Regions from separate parts of the Homo sapiens genome. Here region 1 is linked to region 2. Evidence: read pairs that join two places in POLR2A ChIA-PET (ENCODE). Cell type or tissue: PC-9. All regions are shown on one strand.

The links. Peaks named below come from ENCODE experiments on the same cell type or tissue, not always from the same donor. Only the 100,000 strongest peaks of a DNase experiment are listed, where the experiment ranks them.
Region 1: POLR2A ChIA-PET joins it to region 2 with 9 read pairs; 2 of 35 experiments call an interaction of 5 or more read pairs at or near these places.

What each region holds. Positions count from the first base shown.
Region 1 is chr15:80,666,026-80,668,525 of GRCh38, forward strand. No RefSeq gene overlaps it. Among named protein-coding and RNA genes, the nearest start is that of ABHD17C, 28 kb to the right of the region's middle. In PC-9, no CTCF peak of the experiment used is centred here; no DNase peak of the experiment used is centred here.
Region 2 is chr15:80,738,683-80,741,182 of GRCh38, forward strand. All of the region lies in intron 1 of ABHD17C (abhydrolase domain containing 17C, depalmitoylase), which reads left to right. Among named protein-coding and RNA genes, the nearest start is that of CEMIP, 39 kb to the right of the region's middle. In PC-9, no CTCF peak of the experiment used is centred here; a DNase peak (open chromatin) is centred at 1,409; H3K27ac peaks cover 1,350 bases.

The DNA of each region.
Region 1 (2,500 bases), 73 kb before region 2:
GGGAGGAGGGCTCCGGTAGATGAGGTGGGGGTTTGAGCTGAGCTCCATTTCAGCCATAATAAGTAGAAGGGGCCTGCAGCTCATTGGAGTGGAGATGCCTAGGAGGCAGGTGGAATTACAGACTGAAGACGTGGGAAAAGAGGTGGGTAGGTATTCAAGATTTAGAAGTTGAGATTATCCAGGGAGAGGCCCAAGAATGAAATCATTCATCTAGACATAAATGTGTGAAAGGCCGGGTGTGGTGGCTCACACCTGTAATCCCAGCACTTTGAGAGGGCGAGGCAAGCCGATTGCTTGAGCCCAAGAGTTTGAGACCAGCCTGGGCAACAGAGCAAGGCCCTGTCTCTACAAAAATACAAAAAATTAGCTGGGTGTGGTGTGTGTGCCTGTAGTCCCAGCTACTCAGGAGGCTGAGGTGGGGGGATCACTTGAGTCCGAGAGGTTGAGACTGCAGTGAGCCAAGATTGCACCACTATGCTCCAGCCTGGATGATGGAGTGAGACCCTGTCTCAAAAAGCAAACAAAACAAAACAAACAAATAAAAAACCACACCAAATCTGTGAAAAGGTACAGAAGGAAACTGCAGAGTACACACATATTTTTACATCAATCCCTTCTGTACTCATTCCACAGCAACATTTTAAAAATAAATTTGTAATCTGGAAGTTTTAAATAAATAAATCTGTAATCCCTGGGCGCGGTGGCTCAAGCCTGTAATCCCAGCACTTTGGAAGGCCGAGGCGGGCGGATCACAAGGTCAGGAGATCGAGATCATCCTGGCTAACGCTTAAAAATACAAAAAAATTAGTCGAGCATGGTGGCTCGCGCCTGTAGTCCCAGCTGCTGGGGAGGCTGAGGCAGGAGAATGGCGTGAACCCGGGAGGCGGAGCTTGCAGTGAGCCTAGATCGCACCACTGCACTCCAGCCTGGGCGACAGATGGAGACTCTGTCTCAAAAAAATAATAATAATAAAATAATAAATCTGTGATCTGGAGGTTTAATCTGTCAAATTAAAAACATAATAGTCTTATTATGGGGTATTATTTAGGAATGTGGCTAACATCAAGATATGAAAGAAGAATGGAGACATCTACTTTTTTTTAATTTTAATTATTTTTTTAAAGGCAGGACACCACTATGTCACCCAGGCTGGTCCCAAACTCCTGGGCTCAAGCAATCCTCTTGCCTCTCTGCCTTACAAAGTGCTGAGATTACAGGCGTGAGCCACCGCATCTGGCCTTTGTTAACATTTCAAGAAAAGGTAATGTCCCTGTAATCCCAGCAATTTGGGAGTCCGAGGCAGGTGGATCGCCTGAGGTCAGGAGTTCAAGACCAGCCTGACCAACTGGTGAAACCCCATCTCTGCTAAAAATACAAAAAAAAAAAAAAAAAAAAAAAAAAATTAGGTGTGGTGGCAGGTGCCTGTAATCCCAGCTATGTGGGAGGCTGAGGATTCCCAGAGGAGAATCGCTTGAACCTGGGAGGCAGAGGTTGCAGTGAATGGAGATCACGCCATTGCACTCCAGTCTGGGCAACAAGAGAGAAACTCCGTCTTGAAAAAAAAAAAAGAAAAGAAAAGAAAAAGAAAAAGAAAAAAGAAAAGGTAATGTCAGTATTGTAAACACTGGAGTCCTGGTTATTGACTTAGGAATTGTTGACCTTGAGAGTGTAATCCTCATCCCTGATTTTTCATATTTTTTTCTCATCTATTCAGGTCAGAGAAAAACTTTTCTAGTTATTTCACACTCAGATGGATTTGCCAAGAGCCTGAGGTACAATGGAGGACCCATTCTCTTTTAGAACTGCCAGCTGGTGACTGGGGTCACATGCCATAAAGACAAACAGCTGGTGCCTAAGTCAAGACATTCTCTTTACTTATCAAACTCTTAAGAATGCTTAGCATTATTTCCTAGGTTAAAGTTGTATCTTAGACGTTAATGGGATGCAAAATTATTTGACTTGTCTCTTTGCATAAAAGATCTTTGCCATGCTTCGGGGCATACCAGACACAATCACCCCATAATTATGGGATAGCTCTTGGGACTGGCTTCAATTAACCAAGCTGCTTCTCAGTTACTACTATATTATCCATATTTATAGCATTTGACATTTTCACAGTGCTCTTTAATCAGATTGTATGTAGGCTGACTTAATCTAAATCTCTCACATACTTGGGATACCAGATGTTCCTGTTTTCTGGACCTTCGAGATGGAGAAACAAGGCATGAATCAGTTGTCCGATGATGGCACCTGGGAGTTACAGTCTCAAGTTACTTGGGCAGGTCAGGGGTGGTTGAGCATTCATACTAAAGAAAAGACCTTTTTGGTAAGGTTGGTTAGGTCAATGGGACACCAAGAAACTGGGCTAAAGGTAAAAAGACATTGTCTTGAGTTCAAAGGTCCAAGGACTGGACTAGCCCAGCTAGTTCAATGGAACCTCAGGAGCCTAAAGTCCTTGCAACCACCAGGCTAACAAGGCAATGAGACGGAGCAAGGATGC
Region 2 (2,500 bases):
GATTGATAGAAACAGAAAGATTGGGGAACGAATATGAAGTGTCAAGTTTGGGAGATGTTACATGTGAAGGGATGGGGTGCTCAGGAGGAAGCATCAAAAGAAAGGAAGGGTGGGGAGGCTAGAGTTCAGATGAAATACTGGGGGCAAATGAACAAACATTTTAGAGAGTCTGGCCACTCATTTATTCATTTAACAAATATTTATCATATAACTACTATATGTCAGCCACTGTGCTAGATGCTGGCATTGGACAAGTTCTATTAATACAAGGAAATCAATTTGAAGACAAAAGATGCCAGAAAGGGGTGAGGATTGAGCTTTGAGGGATGCCAACCTGTTGTGTGGGAGAAGAAAGAGGAGTGACCAAAGGAAACAGAAGAAGAGTGCCCAGAAAGAGCAGGGTAGATCTAGCTAATGTGGTATTAAGGGAACCAGAGGAGAACATTTTCAGAATGACATGATGTAGTCAACAGCAGATATTTATTAAGCACCTTTTGCTGATGCAGAAAATACTTTGTTCTTCACCTCATCCCTTCAAAGGTAGAGAAGCCTCCCCTGGCCCCTGAAAACACAGCCTACCTGTGAGCTCTCTTTCATCCTGACTGCCAGGTTCCACAGGCAACAACTCCATTAACCATGCCTTAGCTACTGCCCTACATGTTGAATTTTGTTTTATATGTATTTTAAATCAGAATCCTTCCTGATTTTGCCCTTGATATGGTTTAGATATTTGTCTCCTCCAAATCTCATGTTGAAATGTGACCCCCAGTGTTGGAGATGGGGTCTGTTGGGAGCTGTTTGGGTCATGTGGGTGGATCCCTCATGAATGGCTTGGTGCCCTCCCCATGGTAATGAGTTCTCTTTCTGTTATATTAGTTCATATGAGAGCTGGTTGCTTAAAAAGAACCTGACATCTCTCTTGTTCTCTCCCCCACCATGTGACACGCTGCGTCCCCCTTCACCATCCATGAGAAAGGCTTCCTGAAGCCTCACCAGAAGTGGAGCAAGTACTGGTCCCATGCTTGTACAGCCTGCAGAACCATGAGCCAAATAAACCTCTGTTCTTTATAAATTACTCAGTCTCAGGTATTCCTTTATAGCAACACAAAGTGGACCAATACAGCCCCTGTTGTTCTGTGTCATTTGGGTATTTCCTTGAATTTACAGGTGGGCTGCTGAGTTCTCCCTAACTCAAATCTTTTCCCTTTTGGCCTGTTCGTCTTTCTTTTTAAGCCTCTAGTGTCACACATCTATTCTGCAGATGCTATGTGTGTTCTGAACTTGGGGCTGCACTAGCTCCCCGTCTGACTTCCTAATCCCTACTGCCTGGTCAGTGCCTGGGTTTGTTTTCATTTGTTTTGTTTTCTTGCCCTACCCTTTCCACACATGCCGACTTCCTGATTCTATTGCTTAACTAAGCCCTTGATACTATGTCCAACAGCTTTAATCCTGCCACCTGCTCAGACCTGTGGTAGACTTGACCTCATTACTTACTTTTCTGTGACTTCTCCCTGCCGGTCTTCCACTTGCAACAGGACACTGCCTGTTGCTACCATGTTAGTATCCTTTCTTCTGAGCTATATCTTGAGTTCCTTAGAGGGAAGAAACACATGTCCCAAGAGTTTTGAGCCCTTACGATAGACTCTGATCAGAAACATCATGGATTCCATTTTCAGTGCAGCTGTACTCGCTGCACTGGTCATTTGGATGGGCCCGTGGTTTCAGTAGTAGGAGAATACATCAACTGTCTGCCTTCCTGCCTTCTCCCTCTGGCAAATCCCCTTACCTAAGCCAACTCCCGGGACTGGGAGTTGACCAAAGTAGGATGGTCAAGAGGTCAAAGGATTCTGGGGTTTATAACGCCAAGGGCTGAAGATGATGGACTGTGCTCAGGTACAGAGACATACGGATCAGAATTCTGGCCTGGAAGAAATGTGAGGGGGTACAGGTCATGATGATGGTTCTTCTACCGCCTCAGCATTCTCATCATTAATATCAAGACGTTTTGTCCCAATTCCAGTCCTTCTACATAAGTCTGAGCTCTTCAGTCAGATTTCAGTGTCAGAACCTGCCGTGGGACCCAAGGGCCAGCTGTACAGTCCTAGACTCATCTTGGCAAAATATGATGACACTCTACCTTGAGACTCTGTTGTAAAGTGAATATGTTTAGTCTCACTGGTGAGAATGACCTTTCCCTGGAGAAGAGTGTACAGAAAATACCTACTTACACATTTAAGTCAGGACCACAGATTTCATGAAGTCCAGGGAGAATCTGATGAAAACACGTGTTTAGTGGACATGGAAACAGATCAGTAGTTGACCAAGAGCAGACATTGCCGTTGCCCACATAGCTTGTACCCTGCCTGGTCTTGATCCCCTTCCTTCATCTGCCATGACATCTGTGTCCGAATTACTCACCTTACATATAGCCTTGCTTCTGCTCGTGCTCCCCTTTTATATGTATGTCTTGGCTCCCCAGTTAGACTCAGCTCCTGGAGGC